Regions from separate parts of the Mus musculus genome. Here regions 1, 3 and 4 are each linked to region 2. Evidence: chromatin loops called from intact Hi-C (ENCODE). Cell type or tissue: heart. All regions are shown on one strand. Each heading gives the region's core, and the rest is flanking DNA. Links, peaks and the distances in the headings are about the cores only.

Region 1 (5,285 bases), core at 1,726-4,225, 54 kb after region 2:
TGTGTAACACTCTCGTGGGTGCCCTTCCTGTGGTTAGGGTAATCAGCTTTAGCTAACCATCTGGTGTTTTCATTCACAGTCTTTTGGAACTGCAACCCAGTGTGCGTGTTTCCAGGGCGACTCAGTTCAATGGGGTTTGTTTTGGAAACCTAGACTGAGACTGACTCAGTGGCTGAGTTCAGCATTACGACTATGAAGGCCGGGAGGCTGTCTCCAAAGCCTTTGCCTTGGGACTGGTTCTCAGGGGCTTTTAGGAAAGGGAGCACTTGAACTAGACCTTATCAGAGGTGTTCTGTGCGCGGTGGACAGTGGTTAAAACAGACATCCGTATCTGATTAGAGTGTAGAGAGTGCTCAGCTTCATAGGGAGTGTCTGTATCCTCCATGTCCACCCTGGCTCAGAGGTCATCTCTGAAGAGGGGATGGAAAGATTGTAAGAGCCAGAGGTTAAGGAGGACAGGAGGGAAACTGTATCCCAGACATGACAGGATCACTGCATTCATGAATGCACAGTAGCTCTGGTTGCTTGCACAAGACCCGCACAAGACCAAGCCACTCAACATTTTAGCCTGAATGCTCACACGCTCCCAGAGATAGCTGCGGAGCTATTTACAGTTGATGGTTTCAGAGGGAGAGAGAACTAGATTTTTTAAAGGGTGTGGTCCCTGCTAGGTTGGCCCATGCTCTGGGGAATGGCCGCACACCTAGAGGTCTATGGGCCATATAAAATTGGACTTGGTAGGTTATTAAAGAAAACACAAAGAGGGCAGGAAGTTGGGAGGGGCGAGAATATAAAAGTCTTGGGAGAATTAGGGGTAGAAAAACAAGGGAATATGATCAAAATACAATGTATGAAATTTTGAAATAATAAAAATAGTCTATGAAAATGAAATAAATGAGACAGTATATTTCACAGTGGAAATATTAGCATACACAAATGGCTGTCCATTTGTTCTGTCCAGTGTGACACTTCTTTTCTGTCTTTTTTCCCCCTTCCCCATTTGTGTGGATACCTTTCCCAACCAGTGTAAGTGGTATGCCAAGCCAACTTGTCTGTTTTCTGGGTACTGCCTAAGTGTTTGCCCATGTTAATTCACTCAATACTGCAAACACCATGTGTGGTAAAATACAATTGTTATATTTTATTGATATGGCAACCGGAGATATGATTCGGTTAAAGATCTGCCTCAAAATAAACAAGAAGATCAGGCAAGATTGGAAGGCAGCTCCAAACCCCAGGCTCTTAACCACAAACAACACTGGCCCCATAAATTCTCTGAGTTTATTGATTTTAGGCTCCGTTAGCTGGGGAACATTTACACACTATCTCTATTAAAAAAAATCCGCGTGGGTTTTCAATCTGCCTGCAAGGAGACTGCTATGACTCACCGAGGAGGGGCACCAGGGTGCGTCAGTAGACACGAGTCCCATAGCTGTCCTGGGCTGAACTGGGTTGTTGCTTATGCCAGAGCTCTGGCTGGAGAAGTTTCGGGGAAGTACCAAGTGTGCAGGGGTAGCATGCGAGTGATCCCTCCACACTTGCCTGCCCGTCTTAGTTTGGCTGGATCTGGATGATGTCGTCTTATGCCAATGGATTGTAATAAGTCATTTCCACTGATTTCGAAGACTTGGTCCCCTAGATTACCCTCAAATGTTCTCCAAATAATAGCCTCTACTTCTGATGTGTGGCCCAGGTTCCATAATTCAAGCCTCTTGTCACAGGACTTTATTCCAGTAACTAGTGTTGGCTTTGTTAGTTATTGGTACATCTCTTCAGCTCGGGGTCAGGACTGCATGTGGATTCGGATGGTGGCCCTGGCTCTAGTTGTGATGTGGTCTGTTAGGGTGACCAGTCAATCCCAAGACAATTCCACTCTCCAGCATGCAGCTGGATTTACGGAAACTCACACGACCTCTCGAGGCTGTTTATTATGCTGGCGACGGCTAATGCTTGCACTTCTAGCAAGTCACCAGTGTTTATTCCTTGCCATGACCCTATGGGGTTACTGAAAGTTCCAAGTCTCATTTACAGTCAAAGCAGCACAAGTGAAGAGTGAAAGATATGTGTATTTCGTCTGATAAGAAACAAAGAGATGAGTCAGAGCTTAAGCTGAGGGAGTTAAGGTGTAGACTCTGCGCTCCTGACTGCCAGGCTGGCTCACCCTGGTAGGCAGTTGGGGCTTTAGAGTGCAGACAAAGCACTTTCCTAAAGAGTGTCTTGTTGCATTTAGGTTATTTACATTTTCAGTAGACTTTGGTTTTTATTGAAGTTGATAGGCTACTAGAAAAAAAATGCAATGCCATGCATAAGCAATTCTCCAAGGTTTGTCTTTAGATTAATTTTTCAAGGGGTTTAGCAAGGACACAGGACACAGGATGTAGTCCCACCTTGTCATATGTTCTGACTGCTTCCAAGGGGGCAACCATCTTATGGAAGAAGAAATCGAAGTTCAAGGATGTTATAAAAGCCACTTAGAGCCATCCAGCTGGCAAGCAGGGGGCTGTTTGGGGCAGTCTGGCTCCAGACACCATCTTTCTAATTGCCCATTCTTCTCTCCAGTGGGAGGGTTTCTGGGCTTGGGTTTGGGACACGAAGGCCAACTCTTCCTGAGGCTGACTCATGCCTCTTCATCCATTTATCCAATAGCTACTTCTAGCAGACCTACTGTGTGCTAGAGCTTGTTAGTTCTGGCTATTTACTACTGTGATACATGTATGCTCCGCCTAGGTTCTTCCAGATCTCATTGTTGGATTTTCAGTTTCTGCCTCTGTAACAGATAAGCATGAAAAACAGATGAGTAGTTCTCACCCTTTTGGAAGCCCGTGCCTGTCTTATTTATAAAGATACCTATAAACGTAGCTTATGCCGTCCTTAATGTTTTTCTGCAATTTCCAAGTAAGTGGCTTATGGTGACTAAAAATAAAATGAGAACAATTCTGATGTTGAATAATTTTTGTTTGAATCACACAGGCCCTCGTCTCTCTCCCACTCTGTTCCCCATCACAGCCTTCATTCTTTTCATTAAGAAGCCCTGGGTGCTATTCTCACGCTAAAACAAAGGGATCTACCGTTATAGCTCTAACTGCTCTGAGCCGCTGGGGTTGCGTCTGTTTAATTTATATTCATTCTCTCACCCAGTCCTGGCTTTGGGGACTGTGCAGCAAATAAAGCATTGCTCATTTCTTTTACTGAAAACCTCATCCCCCCCATGGGACACTGGTGATGGGAATCATGTGCTTTGGAGCCATCTGACATTTCCCCATCCTGTTTGGGGAGTGTGCAGCGAGGGACATGCCCAGGACTCTGACACAGCAGGCCCACAGGCTCTTTGCTCAAGGGCCTTATGAGTTAGATGTGCTTTTGGCGCTAGGAAATGCCTGGGCTGTTTCTACTCTAGACTTTCATGGGAAAGGCTGCTTCACGGACCTCTTAGGGACAGCAGATGGCTTATAAATATCTCCGGAGGTCTGGGCTTCTCACTTAGTAACGTGTAACTCCATGCTGTTCTTGAAAGTCTTCGTAGATTCACTTGTAAAGTATGAGGAGCCAATCACCATGGACGGTAATGAGCAGGGTATACTGATTGTATTGCAAGAGGAGAGAGCAGGGGCCTCATGATTATCACTAGAGGAATTTTTTAACCTGGCTTTTTAGCTTCTTTAAAGACTTTTTTAAGTGTGTGGTGTGTTGTGTGCGTCGAGGGGTGTGTGGACACACACAGGAGCTAGCGCACGAGGGAAGGCGCTTGTGTCGTCTAGAGAGGGGATTGATTGGATCCCCCTGGAGCTGAAGTTACAGGTTGTTTGTTTATGAGTGCCTGAGATGGGTGTTCGGAACTAAACTTGAGTCCTCTGGAAAAGCAGAACTGCTGAGCAATCCTTCTCGCCCATGCCTGGACTTTTAAAAACAGTGCAATGAGTTGTTAAAAAAAAAAATACAGTTTTTATAAACACAAGCTTCTCCACCTGTGCTCCATTTCCTGAATAATGACTCAGAGGTTTATTAATAATTATAATGCTATGACCTTAAGCTTAGGCTCTGCCCCCCCCCAGCCCCCACTAGCATGTAACGTACGTAACTCATTTATTATAGTCTATGTCTGCCACATTGCCCGTTACCTCTTCTCAGTTTCATGCATCTGACTTCCTCAGAGTTCTGGGCGAATCCTCCCACCTCTCTCTAGCGTGCAGAATACCAAAAGAGTTCCATCCTCTATTTCCTGCCTTTTGCTAAGAGGCCATCAGCTTTTTATTGGTGATGCTTCCAAACAGTACACAAGAGAGTCTCTCTATGAATTTTCTCAACAAACACTGACATAGGTACATGTTTTGTGATAAGCATCAAGAGATGGGTGATGCTCATAACTGGGGTTATGCTGGCAATGGTTAAAGAATGGATCCTACAGAAGAGGTACTCAGCCCTGGTGTGTAGCTTTCGGCAAATCTCCTGTGTGCGTACTCTAATCATGGTGATTTGAACTACTGTCATGATGTCTGCTGTCTGCCAGAATCTCTGAATATATAAGAATCATTACTTAGGAGCCTGTAAAAGCTGGTCCTGAACCTTCAGCCAGTGTTTGCTTTCAGAGACAGATGAACAGATAGAAAGTTTCTCCAAGGGACAGTGACTCGCCTATGTGGTGAACACATCCAGGTGGTTCAGACTAACGCAGCTGGGATAGTAAGGAAGAATTCTAGGGAGAGGGAGACAGTTACCTTTCAAAACAGTCTCTCTGCCTTCAAGCCAAGAGAAAAGGCGTTGGACTGGTTTCAAGGTTCCTGGCAGACCAGCTACATCTCACCCTCCTAGGTTCGTTCCCACACTGGCTGATACAAACCTTCTACGCTGGCCAGCCCAGGATGTTGTGTCCAGTCCTGAGCACATAAACTTCTCTTGCTTCCGAAGGCTCCTCATTCAGAAGATGCTCTCCCTCCATCTCCATCTCCCTGCCTTGTTCAGCCTTCCTGTGCACACAATTCCCACTCTCAGACATGAAAGGAAAAGTGACACAGTGGACTGTAGTGAAGTGAACCATTTGGGTTCATCACGTTACTGTTAAAATGGGAAAGGAAGATGGCGTAATCAGGAGGTATGGATGGTCCTCCATTCAATACGGGCCTGGGTTCAGGATGACCAAGAACTCTCCCAACCACATATAGACAAGAGTAAGGGAGCTATAGAGTAACAATAACAGCTGTCAATAAGAGTGAAAATTGGTACAGTCTTTCCATAAGCCTTTTGGTAGTATTTATTAAAATTATGCATGTACACACTAATTGTTCCCT
Region 2 (5,285 bases), core at 1,498-3,997:
TGCCAAAGAGGCCCAGATCTCACTGCTCCACCTGAGAGTTCTTGGGAAATCGAGGCTCAAATATCATTCCTTTTGTGATGGGAGAGCTGGTTCTGTGTTCAGAGTGCTTGTTCTTCCAGAGAACTCAGTCAGGTTCAGTTCCCAGCGCAGTTCCCGGGGTTCAATCACCGTCTCCTGATGCCTGAGAGTACCAGGCACTCATGTGGCTCACAGGCAAACAGCAGGTAAAACACTCATATGTATAAAAAAAAATCGTTAAAACAAGTAAATGTGCCGTAAATGACACTTAAGTATTTCAGTGAAATCTTACTTTTAGCTTTTCCTTGCTCTGGTTCCAGTAGCATCCAATTTTTAGAGTTCACAATTGGACCTGCCATATGGCTCAAACCAACCAGAACAACAGGGAATTTGGGGTGACATAATAACAGATCGGGTAATTTTTTTCCCCCTCTGAGCTACTCCTAACCTTTGGCAAAGCTTGGCTGGGCTTACATTTCTTCATTGTGTGTGTGTGTGTGTGTGTGTGTGTGTGTGTGTGTGTGTTTATACATGTGCATAGGTATGTGTGATTGCCTATGCATGTGTGTAGGCTAGTTGGGATGGAGGCCAGAGATTGCTGTCTAGTTCTGTTCTCAATAACGCTTCCATTCCCCCCACCCCCTGAGTTATGGTCTTTCACTATACCCGGGACTTGCTGATTCAGCTAGACTGGCTTGCCCCCGAGCCCCAGGGATCCTTCTGTCTGCACATGCCTTACTGCACTGCCTATAGGCAGTTCCAGCTCTTTTCTTTTAAATATGGGTATAGGCCTGTAAACTCAGTCTTCATGCTCATGTGGCAAGGACTTTACCTATTGGCTCAGTTCTCCTGGTCCTGGACTTTCCCCTTTCAAAGCCCCTTGGTTCTTCCTAGTCTGTCTACTATTCCCCAGAAGTCCTCTTGATCTGTAGACAAATAAACTTCTGATGGGGATGTCCATCCATCCTCAGGCAGATTCAGAGGATCTGGGTTTTGAAGGCAATGCTGTTGGCTCAAGAATAATTCTATATAGTCCTAAGCTAACAGCCCAGCTCGTGAAGCAGCATCACGTAGATTCTGATGTTGGAGGACACACATCCACAGGTACCTGTCTTTTGTTAGGCTCAGTCTTTGCAAAGTGATTCCCTTGCTTCTCAGCTTTAACCTGTGACCTCACCAAACACGGTTCATCCACACGGGGCAGCAGATTCTAAGCATATGTCTCTGGCCAGATGTCCGTGGATGTCACGGGCAAGCACCCAGTGAAACGTCTGAACAAGTGTTTATAGGTATTTATGAAGCCGAGCTAACTATCTCGGCTTCGGTCATCCTCACACCTGACATCATATGCCCTATGTTGTTTGAAGGATCCTCTCAGGAGAGTCATCTCTGTTCTACCATCCTCTTTGTAAAATAACCTTCATTCTAGTTTCCTTCTCCCCACTTGTATTTGCCGTGCACTGTTGTCTGTGTGGTTGGTCCCCGGCAGAGCCGCCTCATTCCCGGTGCCCTCTCCACGGTGAAGCATGACCCTCACAGCTGCTTTCTAATCCTCCGGCCTGTGGTGGGCTTATGACCCTTGGGTGACTCACCGCTGACGGTCAAGACCTTAATTTCATGGCCAGCCCAACTGGGGCTTTCCATGTGTCACCAGCCTCCTGAGGGAAGCGGGCCAAGTGCCACACTCACTGAGGTATGCTGGACCGTTCCCCAGAAGCTCCACCTCTCCCGCTGCTCTTCTCCGAGGCTGTCTACTCAAAGGCAGGCAGGGAAGAGTTGGCAGAGATTGCTCAGAAGCCCACAGGAAGAGGTGTCACTGTGAGGAGGCTAGCTCTCAAAAGAAGACTGTCTTCCTAACTAATCTGTGCCACCTGCCTCGCTCTACTGCCCCGCTCACCCAGTGGTCACTAACCACACAGGGAATCAGGGCTTCCAGGTCCCAGGCTTCGTCAAGAGTGACCCGGGATCTGAAGGGTTAAGAGCAGAATCTGGGTGGATGGACAGGATTCTTAGTTATCATTTGGAGAGCCCAGCAGGAGTGCCTCCCCTGTTGCCTACATATTACTTTCACATGATGTCTCTTTCACTTTGGCCACAGAAAGGAGGGTGGGGGTAGGGGGATTAGAAGAGATTTTTTTTTTTTAAAACAAAATATTTAGAAAGTCCTTGTGTTTTCATTTATCAGCAGGAATCCAGGGTAGAAACAGACTCTGAGCAGTAGCCAATTGAGGACTGAATCTAAAAAAAGTAGAAATTCTGGACACTAGAAGCATCTAGGTTCTTCTTCCTTTTCTTCCTCTCTCTCTCTCTCTCTCTCTCTCTCTCTCTCTCTCTCTCTCTCTCTCTCTCTCTCTCTCTCTCTCTCTCTCTCTGGCAGTGAGGGGAAGAGAGTAAAACAAACTTTCTGGAGGAGGGCTCAGCGCTCAGCTCTCATGGCCAAAATACGAAAGATCAGCTCCATGTGTGTGACTCAACTGTCCAGGAAATGAGAATCGCAAGAGACTCCAAACCTGACGTTGTGCTTATAGCTTCAGCTCGAGTAAGAAAAATGAGGTGGGGGGAGTACCCCATGATGGGACTCGAGTCTCAGATGCAGGAGAAAGGCACCGAGAGGCATGGTGGCAAGAAGGCAAAGGGGAGCTGCAGCTTTAAGTCCTCCTATGGTTATACATATTTTTCTTCTATGAATGGGTTTTGCTGTAAATTATAGCTTTGCTCGTGGTCCCTTGGGTCAAAAGAAATAGTCTCCAAACTGCAAACAGCTCTGATTGGTGACTTGCCTTCTTCCCTCCCCAACCCCCTTCCTAATTGAAAGCAAATGTGCAATATATTGGATGCTGGGATCCTTGGCGCAGGCCCAGGAATCCTCAGAATGTGAGGTCTCTCTCAAAGGCATCTTGCATCAGCCTGTGGATGTATGCCTACCACGGGGCTCCTTCACCGGCAAAGTGGAAAAAGAAGTGGTTCCCGAGAAAGTCTTCTGGGTTGGGGGAACCTATTGGATTATAACCGTTTCCTTCTCTTCAAACCTGGGCGTCCCTGGACTGGAAGTAAGTGATGTGGCTCCTTCCTCCCTGCCCCCACCTTCGTTTTCTTTTCTAAAAACGAAAGCTCTAAGTGGACTTCTCTTGGTGTGTCAGGAAAAGTTCGGAAAAGCGGCAGAGGGCAGAGTTTGAATCAGGGCGGAAGGGCAGGGAGCTGGGCTCTTCAAGACTCAGGACCGAGGCAGATCTCATGTTTTGGGGTCTGGATTTGTGTCAGCGAGGGAAGAACAGGCGCCAATAACCAAAGAAGGCTGAAGCGAGGTACAGGACTCCATAGCAGCTGCAAGTACAATAAACAGTTTTAGCAGAGCTGGAAATGTTGGCAGGCAAGACAGGCCGATCGCAGAGTCGGGCTGCTGGAGAGAGGTGAGCCAGGAGCTGTGTTTTCAGGCTTTGAGCACTGGGGTTTGAGGGACCTGAGTTTTGGTGAGAACGTGGCCTAGTACCTTTTGTGATTTAATTGTGGGAAGGGAGACTGTGGCTGCGGGCTTGGGATGAGGGGTGGCTTCACCTTTGGTCTTGGGTAAGGTTGGGCGGGAAGGCCAGCTGCCTGGAGGGTTTGCAGTGGGTGACACGAAGCAATCACTTCCCAGACTCTCCTTCTCCCCAGCGTTGGGTGCTGTTCTTTTTGTTGTCAGAGGGCCGGTCTGTTAGCAGTTGGGACCCAGTGTTCTGGCCTACCCATCTAAGGGACAGAGTTCTCTGCAAGTGGCAGACATACTTAGGTCAGCCATTTGAGGAGAGTTTGGAGAACTCAAGGCAGCGGCGCCTTTAGCACCATCTTAACTGTTCAGCTTTCCGCATCCTTCCCTAGTGGCAATTGGAGCGTGGAAAGGGGGGTCTTTGCAATTGCTGCGGTCTCTTCTGACCCGTTCATTACACAGATTTCAGACATGTTAGCACGGCCCTAGTGCCTGTTGCACTCCACGCTTATGCCTTCAGGCTTATTTTTAAGATTTAGAAGAGACAATGGGGCAAGTCTTCTCCGGGCGTTTATCAGCTATAAAAAAATGGTAGAAGTGGTTCATCAGCTGGTGGTCCTTGGTGTGTGTGTCAATGTTGGTGTGCGCGTGTGCACGTGTGTGTGCGTGCACGTGTGTGTGCACAAATGAAACAAAAAAAAATTAACATTTGAGTCCTTGCTCTGATCAGCCTCCAGATATTTTCCTGTTATTTGATTCACGGTTCTGTAAGGCACCGTTCCTGTTTTACAGGAAAGGGTTTTAAGACAGAGAAGTGAAATGAATTGTTCGAGGAAGCACAACTAATGTGCTTAAAAGTTGTTACATCCGGAGTCTGGTCCTCCGACTCACCGTGGGCAGGTCTCCCGTCTCCCACTCCACACTTGGACTTGCTTACTTCTGGAGTCAAACTTCATGTTTCACCGGGTGACCAGGAGGTACCCATGCCAGGCTAAGGGAACAGTTTGGATTTGCACTCAGAGAAACACTTGCCCGGGTATCAGATGGAGGTTAAATTCCAGGTACTGGATGTCTGTTTAGCTTTGTGATGCAGAGAGCCTGGGACTTTTAGAGTTGGTAGACCCAGGTTAGGTTCTGTCTCTATCTTTGACTGCTTCCTGCACTTCAGCCTCTGTGTTCACTACATGGAAATGAGAATACTCTTGAGTTTTACTGTTTTAGACTCGGACATGAATGCATTCTGGAGGCTATGAAGGGCTTCATTAGGTCAGCTCTTATGGTTGTAATGAAATGTGACCGAATGTACTGGAAATTAGCTTTTGTCAGGCTGGGTCTGGCAGTTGGTGCAGACCCGTAAGACTGTGCCAAACTCTGAAATGGGGAGTGGCTCTATCTTCACTCCTATCTCTTTGTGTGTGCATACCTGCACACGTGCGTGTACAGGTGCACATGTGCAGGTATGTTTGTGTATGTGGAGGCCTCGGTGATAGGATCCCTCAGTGCCCTAGTGCTCACTCAGTAGGCTGGGCTGGCTGGCCTCTGGGCTCCAGGAATCCTCCTGTCTCTGCCTCTGTGCATTTCAGGAGACTAAACTCAGGTTCTCATGCTTGTGTGATTTGTGTGATAAGTACTTTACACACTGAGATATCTCTCCAGGTCTTCATGCCTATCTTCTAACGGGAACCATCCTGCCTCATGGGGAAATACTCCTGGATTTTCTCTCTAAAAATTCCCTTGTAGGTCTGGTTTGTGTATGGTTTCTTATCTAAAATGGAGTGGGTTGAAGGTCAGTAGGTTACTC
Region 3 (5,285 bases), core at 246-2,745, 100 kb after region 2:
TGTGTGTGTGTGTGTGTGTGTGTGTGTGTGTGTGTGTGTGTGTGTAACATGAGGGTCCAATTTCTCTCTTGGAAATATGGATATCCAATTTTTTTCAGCACCTTGATTGACAAGACTATGCTCCCCGCCCCCTGTGCATTTTTTGGTACCTATTTTGAAGATGGGTTGACCTTATATATGTGAGGTTATGTCTGGGCTCTCCATTCCATTGCATTGGTCACATTTTTAAGTATAGGACTACTTTAATTACTACAGCTTTGTGATATATTTTGATATCTAAACTCCTAATACCTCTAGGTCTGTTCTCCTTTTAAAAGAATACTCTAGGGTTTTTTATTTGTTTGTTTGTTATTTTGTGGTTTTATATTTCTGGAAAAATTTCTGGCTTTCCAGAAACATCCATTCTTTCTTTTCCTTCGTCGTAATGATTCCATTTCGTTTCATCTTCCTACTCATCTTTTATCTCGTAGACTATGGTGACTTCCGAGTGTTTATAGTTACTTGTTTTGTCTTTGTAACTCTGGAAGTCCACTCAATCTTGCCTGAGCTCTCACTCCTTTGCTGTAACTGGGCGCTGTCGGGGCGTTGCTGGCTCCTTTGTTTCCCATCTCTCCAAGATGGTGGTCCATTGTTGTCTGGTGCCCATTGTTTGAAAGCTGGATTATTTCCCATAGGGAATTTCATATGCTCTGTCTTATTCTCTTTGTTGAAAGTGAAGCCCATCCCTGAAACTACTGTTTCTAACAGGACCAGCATGCTCAGTACTAACACGGGACAGTGGATTGAGCTGTTTCACAGTCTCATACAATCTGCTCCTTAGTAAACCAGAGTGCTTCTACCCATCTAGGGCTACCTGATGGCTACAAGGATAATGCTACTTTTAGGAAATTGATTTAATATGTAAATCTGCTAGTAAGGAACTAAGGCTGGGACTATTGGGGTTATTACTCAATACAAGAAGAAATTTGCACATTAAATTATATTACATTAGTCAGAATTTGGGCCAAAATGTAAGTTTGGCTGTTGGTTAAATCTTGGAGGTATTTGGATATTAGGATTAGGAAAAAGCTCTGTAGCATCAGTGTGGCTGGACTTGGGTCATAGAGGGATCTAGGAAGATTTCAAGTCCCCTATTTCCTGTTCTGTTACCAGTTTCAACCTTCTTGGGGACTCTGGACTAAAACTGAAAGCACATTCTCTGTTTTCTCTCTGTTTCCTCGTTCCAGCCATATGCCGCTATCCTCTGGGCATGTCAGGAGGCCACATTCCAGATGAGGACATCACAGCCTCAAGTCAGTGGTCAGAATCCACGGCTGCCAAATATGGGAGGTGAGATAGCTTTGTCAAGAAGGCCTAAGTGCCAGGGGGAGGGGAGCAGGGGGAGGAGGGAATGGCTACACAGCCACAACTCAAGATGCTGGGGGAAGGGCTAGTGCTGGTGAGAGCTTGCAAGACTGGAAGCGAGATGTGAAGGGGTTTGTGCTGCTTGGAATGTTTCAGAGAGAGGCGAAGCCTTGGCTGCAGTCACTGGCCTGGAAACCTCTTCCCAACCACAGAGGCCTCAGAACCACACCACCCACTGTGAATGGGGTCATTGATAGGCAGTGGATTTGCTTTACCGGACCTCACTGTGGGCCGTTGTAGGAGAAAGGCCAAGGGCGCAGGTACAGAGAGGTGTAGATTATGTAGGACACTGGCAGTGAGTGATGCCTGCGTCTCAGGAGGTATCTGAAATGCCACTGGGCAGAGTGTCTATGGTCAAACCAGACACTGAGGTTTCCAGTAAGTTCTTCCTTCCCTCAAGGAAACCTCACACAGAAGGGCCATCCTCATCTATAAACAGAGCAAATTCTATGTGGAGTATGTAATTCCCAAGGTCCCTAAATGAACAGACTCCCAACTCAGAAGCTACGCTGATGATCGGACCCTTTTCTTCCTGCTAGAACCTAATTATTTGATGTAAATTTCGTATTGATTTTGTTAAAATGGAATCACACATGAGGCAATCGACCCCCATAACCTCCCTCATCATACCTGTCTTAGTGTTTGAGAGGAGAGAGTAGTGTGGAGTTATGGGGGGAATGAGAAATGAGTGGGTAAGCTCTGCGAGGAAAGGGAGTGTACTAGGGAAGAGGGAGAAAACTCAGAGGGTACTTCAAATAAACCTTAGAGTGATTTCTCAATGCCGTTCAGTGGCGGTCTAGCCTGGAGTAGTAAATGAACCCAGGTTATTGGTCATTCCCTCACAGGCTTTCCACCCTCACCTTCACCATGGCTCCCATGGCTTTTGCTGGGTTGCCATGCCCATTCTGCTGGCTAGCATTCCACCATACTGCATAGCCCACACTGAAGACCTACCTTTCCTCCCTACTCCTTCCTCCCTCCTATAACTTGATACCCAAACCAGGAGGAGCCTGCTCTGTGAGATTGTGGCTGAGGAATGGACGTGGGCAGGGTGAAAGAATTCCACAGAGGAGCATGGGTGGAAAGGGTTTCATTTCCCTAGAGTTCTCTAAATCAAGATTAAAAGGCTACATGTGCTTTGGAAGGCCCCAGCTCCATTGTGGTGACTCTCCCTGGGCTGTGTGGTGCTTCAGAGACAGGAAACGAACCACAAATGGAAATGGTTAGGACAGACAGACACCATGGGGAGGTCCCCCAAGTCCCTCTGGACTAGATGCTGGGTTTTCACTCTCTCCTCAGGCGCAGGGCAGCTGCCTACTGTGAGCTGGTGAGTGTCTCTTGTTTCACAGTTGCTCCCTCTCTTCCCTACCCTTCTTCTCAAGGCTGGACTCTGAAGAAGGAGATGGAGCCTGGTGTCCTGAGATTCCAGTGCAACCCGATGACCTGAAGGAATTTCTGCAGATTGACTTGCGAACCCTACACTTTATCACTCTTGTGGGGACCCAGGGGCGCCATGCAGGGGGTCATGGCATTGAATTTGCACCCATGTACAAGATCAACTACAGTCGGGATGGCAGTCGCTGGATCTCCTGGCGTAACCGGCATGGGAAGCAGGTAAGAAGAAAATGGCCACGCTTTGGGGGAATATAGGACTCAATAGTTGTCAATAGTTCAAACTGTGTATGTTCAAGCCCGATATGACATTGTAAATGTGGCATGGTGTCAGTTCAGAGTTGACACAGAGGATCTGTTAGCTCTGCTGAGAGAGTTGAGTGACTATATTCTGCTCATGAACAAGGAGCAAAGTGTCCATCAAATGCATGATTCATGAAGAAAGGTGAACATGATTTTAAAGGTCTCTGCTCCTTCTCATATCTCTCCTAGGTGCTTGATGGAAACAGTAACCCTTATGATGTATTCCTGAAGGACTTGGAGCCACCCATCGTCGCCAGATTTGTTCGCCTTATCCCAGTCACTGACCACTCCATGAACGTGTGCATGAGGGTTGAGCTTTATGGTTGTGTCTGGCTAGGTAAATCTCGACCACAGAGACCTTCTGAACCATAGAGAAACTTCCAAGCCCCAAGAACTAAAAACCACCAACTCAGAAAGGGATGAAATCACTCCCCTTTGGAATGAGATTATTTCCTTTTGGTTAAAAGAGAAGAATGAGCCACACCCATCTACCCAGGGCTTGGTGCCCTGTGGTGGAAATGACATATTCAGAGTTACTCAGGTAACTGCTGTTGTGGTGAGCTTCCCAACAGTGCTCAACTGTTAACCCGGATTGAAACCCAGTGGACATGATGGACAAGCTCATACTTCCTTGGAAGCTTAAGTAGCTCCCTAGGCTAATTGGTTAGGCAGCAGGTGCATCTCCTTATCACAAACGCTGACCACTGTGTTTCCTTTGGCAGATGGCTTGGTATCCTACAATGCTCCAGCTGGACAGCAGTTTGTACTCCCTGGAGGCTCCATCATTTATCTGAATGATTCTGTCTATGATGGAGCTGTTGGGTACAGGTAAATACTAGGAGATTTAAATAACCACCAGAATAGAGGAAATGGCCATAACAAATATTCCATCAATAATCAAAGAGTCAGTCAATCCACCAGTATTCTGCACATGTGTGATACACGGAAATAACTTAGATGTAGTTATTTCTACATCTACATATATAAACTGCATGGTGTTTATCTCCATTTTGAAGTTGACTTTTGGAAAACAAAATAGTAATACCGTAGACAGGAGAAAAATTACACAAAGGAATAGCTAAACTTTGTGATATTTTTATAAGTGTGGGAGTTATATATCCTGAAATGAGGATGTATATTCCAATCTAAAGGCTAACTTGGCTATAGATACAAAGTAAGAAATAAGATTGGTCAGGTCACAAAGTTAAGAAACAATGAACTCCATAAATATAGTACTTTAGAAGCTGTGAAAAGAAGGAGCTATTAAGGCTTGCAATAGATAAGAGAAGCTCTTAGGATTAGATGTTAATGAAAGCAGGAAACAGTAGGTAGAGGAGTGGAGAGGAAGAAATGGAGGAACATTGGTCTAATTATGGCAGAAACGGGTGAGAGCAGCAGAGAGGCCTGAAGTGGACAGATGAAGAGCTGTGGTAGAAAAACATCACCAGACACATTGGGGTACAGAGCTGGGAAAGACATGTGCCTATCCATTCAATCATTACATTCTTCTTCTGGTCCATTGCTAATCCTTGTCTTTCTTAGTTCAGTGTTTATCTGTAAGAATATTGTGAAATATCGATCCAACAATAAAGTTTCTAGGGGCCAAAAAAGAAACATATTAGTGAGTCTCAGGAAGCAGATTGTAGAATGACAGACAGCCTTTCTACTGGCTCAAGGGTGGAGAGTGAACTATCTCCTTCATCAGCCAGCCCCTGGGTGAAGTCTCAATTCATCCAGTCTTCTAGCCTTACTTATTTCCTTTCCATCTGCTTAGTCAGTCACTTCTCTCCACTCTCTTACATCATCTTCACATGTTTGACTCAGTCACACCCTAGCTAGCCTAGACCTAAAGCACACAGGAAATGAGATACCAATTGGATCTTTGCTAGTCAGTTGTTATGTGTGTAGAAGTTGGCTAGGTGTTGTGGGTAATTAAGAAAAATGAAGCCATGGGTCTCATGCTTAAGGCATTCATAGTTTGGGTCAATGGCTATGTGAGAAGATTGATTATTCTATGTATTTGTTGCTTTTTTTCATTGCTATGACCAAATGCCTGACAATAAACAACTTGGGGAAGGAAGATTCCATTTAGTTCACAGTTCCTGGCAGGAGAAGTTATAGCATAACAATGTTCATGGTGGTGGAGACTTGAATGCTAGGAGTAGTAAGAAGGATATCAAGAAGTC
Region 4 (5,285 bases), core at 2,618-5,117, 99 kb after region 2:
GAAATGCTTAACTTCTGCAAGACAGTAGCTTTTTGGTAGTTAGTAATGCTTGAACACAGAAAACACAGTTCCTTAGACTTTACATCTTAACAGGTTACAGTACCCAAAAGAGTGGACTGGAACCTTTCCCTTGGCAAGCCAAGAGTAAGGATTTAAACACAAGAGTAAAGGATTTGGGTACATTTCTGCCCCTTATTCATTATGACTAGTTATTGAGAAACCTGTGGTGTAGTAGTAGTAGAACTGGTATGGCCTGCTTCCTTGTAGAGCTGGGCTGGCTAGCTCTTGAAGCATGCTCTTGTATCTTTGGCTTCTGTAAGAGGCTGTGAACTCAAATCCAGATTGGCTATTGGCGGAGCAGTTGGATCTTCTGGTATTTGGCAGAGCGACACATATTCTGTCTGCACAGTTGGTAGGGTATAAGCTGGAATTCTTGGACACTGAGAGTATCTCCAGACCCCCTGTGAGTTTTCTCCCTGGCAAGTCTTGAGTCCTTTGGCTTCCACACTCCTGCTTGACTTGGCCCAGCATCGGGCACATGGCTGAGTGGAAGAACTTTGTACACAGCTCCCTTCAGATCCTTATCAGATTGCTAGTTTCCCTCATAGAAACCCCTGCAGGTGCCACAACCAGCATCACCCACTTGTCCCTGTCCCAGTCTGGCGGAGACTGAAAGGGACTGCAAGAATTCTTTCTCCTGAGACTGCTCTCTTCTCTAAGGTCTTAGTTGTTCCACTCTCTCTGCCTCATCAATAAAGCACTTTTGAGTAGAGCATTTACCAAGTGTATCCAGCCTTTCCGGGTGCTTTTGGAGGAGGGGTAGCATTGATTATCACAAGTTATTCTACCTCACCTGGGGACAGGTATCAAAAGTTAGCATCTCCTTCGGTTGTTACTATGATTCCTCTTCCCCCCCCCTTGGTTTTTTTCCATACAGGGTTTCTCTGTGTAGCCATGGCTGTCCTAGAACGCACTCTGTAGACCAGGCTGGCCTCGAACTCAGAAATCCACCTGCCTCTGCCTCCCAAATGCTGGGATTAAAGGCGTGCACCACCACGCCTGACCTCTTTTTTTTTTTTTTTTAAATTAATTTATTTTATGTGAGTTCACTGTCACTCTCTTCATACACACCAGAAGAGGGCATCAGACCCCATGACAGACGGTTGAGAGCCACCATGGGGTTGCTAGAAATTGAACTCAGTACTTTTAAAAGAGGAGCCAGTGCTCTTAACCTCTGAGCCATCTCTCTAGCCCTCTATGATTCCCCTTAAATTCTAATATTCCACTTAACATATACTTTATTATGATGATGATGATGATGTGTTCGTGTACACATAATTGTGTGTGAATGTGTGTGTGTGTGTGTGTGTGTGTGTGTGGTGCATGTGCTATGACACACATGTAGAGGTCAGAGAACTTTGTGAATTTGACTGTCTCCGTCCACTTTCAGGTGAGTTCTGGGGCTTGAACTCTGGTCATCAGGCTTGCACAGCAAGTGCTTTACCCCCTGAGCCCATCGCACTGGGCTATTTCACTTTTTGAATTGACTTATAAGCAGAACCAGAGTGAAAATCTCTTCCCAGTGAAGGGGGTAATGCAGAGTGTTGCTGGGGTTGGACTCAGCGTTAGAATGCCTTCCTTGCATGCAAGTGAGGCCTTGATCTAACACTGCAAGAGAAAACACAGCTTTGGATACTAACTCCACCTGATTATTATCCCAGTTCTCTTTCCCCTCCTCTTATTTTCTTACTTATTTGTTTTTACTCTATGCAACTCCCTGGAGGTCAGTTGCAATCCTTTATTAAGAGGATTCATAATAAAAATAACCAGAGAAGAATTAAAAGCACCTAAATATTACTAAACTTCATTGCTCTAAGTTTGGAAGAATGCTAACTGACTGTTTTTTTTTTAACACATCTCCATAAGAAGTACCATTATTATGATTAAGCAGAGAGCACAAGATTAAACGGTCATAAAATTTCCATGTTACTTAAGAAAGGATGCATGTGGTATTCAGAACACACTAATTCCCTTTCTCCTTCTGGGTATCATCTATTGAGCACTATTATATCACATAGAACGTGCTGTGGTTTGTATTTTAACAATTTCTGAAACAACCCTGCTTATTATTAAGGATGAGGATTATTAAGGATTGTTAAGGAAACGTTGCTTATTTTTATATTGCTGGGACTGATACCCAATAAAAGCAACTTGAAGGGGGAAAGAATTGATTTTTGGCTCATGGTTTTAAAGGCACAGTTTATAACAGCGAGGAAGGCATGGCAGAGTTGCTGGTGAGGGGAACGTATGGAAGAGGCTCCTTGTATTGTGGTGGATCAAGAAGCAAAAAGCTCTGGCTGGAACTAGAAGTTGATTCTGCTTTCAAGGTTGAACAGCCCATGTCTGCTAACTGGACCACAAAGTTCTACAACTTACCAGAACAGCGCCACTAGCCTGGGAACAAGTGTTCAGATATAAGAGCCCATGACGGACACATCACAGTCAAAACATAGCAGAGGATATGGAATCTAAAGTTCCCAAAGGGATGGGATGTAGTAGCCAGCCTTGTACTTCCATATTAGAAGGACAGAATCAAGTTTGAAACATAGAATTATTTTTTTATTTATTCTTCTTCCATATATTACCTCCTGACTGCAGTTTTCCCTCCCTCCACTCCTCTTTGTGTCCCCAACTCCTCCCTTCCCCAGATCTCCTCCTCCTTCATTTCCCTTCAGGGAAGAGCAGGCCTCCCAGAGATATCAACCAAACATGGCAATACCAAGATGCAATAGGACTAAGTCAAACCGTCATGCCAAGGCTGGATGAGGCAGCCCAATGGGAGGGAAAGGGTTCAAGACCAGGGAAAAGAGTCAGAGACAGACCCTTTTCCCACTGGTGGGAGTCCCGCAAGAACATCAAACTACACAGCCATAACATGATATGCAGAGGACTTAGACCCATACAGGACCTGTGATTGTTGGTTCAGTCTTCGTGAGCCCCTATGATCTCTGGTTAGTTGGTTCTGTGGGCTGAGTTCTCATTGTGTCCTGGAGCCCTCTGGTTCCTACAATGCTTCTTCCCCTTCTTCTGTGGGGTTTCATAAGCTCTGCCTCATGAAATATAGAATTGTTACATGCTGAACCACAAGCTGTATCTCCTATAACTTCACAGCCCGTGTTATTTCTAACCCAGTTGTTTTTTGTTTGCTTGTTTGTTTGTTTGGGTTTACCTCTTTGTTGGGACAAAAAGCTTGCTGTTTTCCCATCTACTGGTTCATGTATGTAACCAGGAAGAGCATGCCATCCAATCTGTAACTCCGTACCCTAAAGCCCATGCATTCAGATTTTCTTTCCTGTCTTTAATATTTGTTTCTGGAAACTATCTATTCCTAAGAGGATATCGAATGAGGGAAAGCAGTCTTTGTGAAATAGACCCATGTGTAACAAACCCAGAGCCTGAAGAAAATGACTGACCTAATAATAGTCTTGCTTGTGCACTGCAGTGTGTGGGGAGCAAGGCCCAGGTGACACCGTTGACTAGGCTTGTTCTTTCTGGAACTGGAAGAAGTAGGTTGAGGTGGCCTGAGAAGGACCAGGGCTGAGAACACTGGATTTCCGTCATGGTTACATTGGTCGTCTGTGAGTTTCTGAACGAGTCAGTTCACCTTTCTGAGGATTACAGGTTCTGATATCGAGTATGGAACTCTAGGGTTCAGTGAGTTAAAATTTCTTCCCTGGATCTAAAATTTTGTAGTCATAGATATATCTTTAGATCATTAGACTGGCTTATGATAATCTGACCCTGATAATCTCCCTCTATCAAACGTGTACCTGGGGCGAGCCAGGGGTCATACTTCTGTGCTTAGACCTTTCATGTGCCCTGTGTTTTCCTGGAAGCCGTATGTAGCATACTCAGTGACAGGCAGGCCATGGGCTGGAGCTGGCTGTCGGGGGTAAACATCTTGGAACAAGCAATGCTTTCAGCCTTACAGCCTTGGCTCGAGAGTATGAGAAGTAAGCCTTGGGAAGCTGGGACCTGGTGGCAGCTGTTTCTCCTCGGTCTGCTTGCCAACCCTACTGGAGCTTGGGATGGACAGAGTTCTCAGCTGGGCCTACTGTGGCTGATGCTGGTAGTTTTCCACTCTGGGAAACTGGAAGAGTCCGTTGGCATCTCTGTCAGGAGATTGGTGGGTAGCGGAAGCATCCGGAAACCACCAAGACAACTCAGCAAGCATTTTTTTTTTTCCTGCAGTGACTTTTGCTTCCTGTGACAGGCTGCTCTCTGTACATATTTCTTTATATCTCAGGATATGGACTGAATAGGGGAGTGTAATCCAGGGAACGGGCGCGGGGGATTGGAAGAAAGGAGTCCTGATGTCTAGGATTTGAGCCAATGTTGCAGTTCTGTATCTTCCCAAATAGCTGAGATCCCTTCCACCAGTTACCCAAAATAGGCACATTCAATAGGAAAACCACACCGGGGCTGCAGAGAAGCGCCACGTTGGGTTCCCTGGGCCAAGGCTTCTTCTGGTTCCAACGACCCAGCGGGATGGGTAAGGCTATCCAAGATCAGCTCGCACTCTTCCTCTGCCCTTCCTGTGAGGCCCCTGGGAACACTGAATCATGGAGAAACTCTGCTTACTTATTTTATGTTACATTGCTGCTTTATCAGCTCTTGTCTCTGACCTCCCTGTCTTCAACCTTGTAGTCCTTGGACCTGGTTTCTAGATCACTAGCCCAACTCCCATTGTTGTAGGATGACTGAAAAGTTGGTCATTCTTTATCTGGGGTTTTGCATCCCTTGGTTTCTTTGTGTAGTCAATCACAGTCTGAAAGTATTAGATGGACAAAGTCAGGACTAATTTATAAATCTTAAATGTAGTGATTGGGACTGAAAGAACTAAATCTTGAGCCCCCCCCCCACCCGTCACACCCAGTGCTTGTCATTCACTGCACTTTATCTCTGTATATAAGCACCGTTTTGCCTTCTGGAGGCAAGTGGGTGTGGTTCAATAAGATGGGAGAGAGGCTGGGGAGATGGCTCAGAGATTAGAAGACCTTGCTTTGCATCATGAAGGCCTGCATTCAGATCCCAGCACCCATAGAGCAAGCTGAGCATCCCACAGCTGCCTGTAACTCCAGCCCAGAGGCATTAAACACTCCTTTCAGGCCTCAGTGCATGCAAGTTCACACATCTGCATACATTTGTGTGTACACAGTCACGCACACATAAACAAAATAAACATTTAATAAACATGTGAGAGCTACATTCACATAACTTTTACT

Evidence for each region. A loop is a pair of places that touch in the nucleus more often than their neighbours do. Peaks named below come from ENCODE experiments on the same cell type or tissue, not always from the same donor. Only the 100,000 strongest peaks of a DNase experiment are listed, where the experiment ranks them.
Region 1: a loop joins it to region 2, with 1.9 times the contacts of the local background. A loop is called at or near these places in 4 of 42 quality-filtered maps.
Region 3: it touches region 2 in a loop (2.5-fold over the local background); 3 of 42 quality-filtered maps call a loop at or near these places.
Region 4: a loop joins it to region 2, with 2.3 times the contacts of the local background. A loop is called at or near these places in 3 of 42 quality-filtered maps.

What each region holds. Positions count from the first base shown.
Region 1 is chr1:170,054,390-170,059,674 of GRCm38, reverse strand. All of the region lies in intron 1 of Ddr2 (discoidin domain receptor family, member 2), which reads left to right. Among named protein-coding and RNA genes, the nearest start is that of Ddr2, 32 kb to the left of the region's middle. In heart, for the core only: no CTCF peak of the experiment used is centred there; DNase peaks (open chromatin) are centred at 1,844, 2,554 and 3,274.
Region 2 is chr1:170,108,405-170,113,689 of GRCm38, reverse strand. It overlaps a transcript of Ddr2 not described here. Among named protein-coding and RNA genes, the nearest start is that of Ddr2, 22 kb to the right of the region's middle. In heart, for the core only: no CTCF peak of the experiment used is centred there; DNase peaks (open chromatin) are centred at 2,869 and 3,169; H3K4me3 peaks cover 1,134 bases; H3K27ac peaks cover 1,364 bases.
Region 3 is chr1:170,002,806-170,008,090 of GRCm38, reverse strand. It overlaps Ddr2 (discoidin domain receptor family, member 2), which reads left to right. Exons shown (of 17, transcript NM_022563.2): 3 at 1,227-1,329; 4 at 2,787-3,018; 5 at 3,289-3,436; 6 at 3,822-3,927. Among named protein-coding and RNA genes, the nearest start is that of 3110045C21Rik, 36 kb to the right of the region's middle. In heart, for the core only: no CTCF peak of the experiment used is centred there; a DNase peak (open chromatin) is centred at 1,490; H3K4me3 peaks cover 699 bases; H3K27ac peaks cover 2,082 bases.
Region 4 is chr1:170,010,152-170,015,436 of GRCm38, reverse strand. All of the region lies in intron 2 of Ddr2 (discoidin domain receptor family, member 2), which reads left to right. Among named protein-coding and RNA genes, the nearest start is that of 3110045C21Rik, 43 kb to the right of the region's middle. In heart, for the core only: no CTCF peak of the experiment used is centred there; DNase peaks (open chromatin) are centred at 4,066 and 4,416.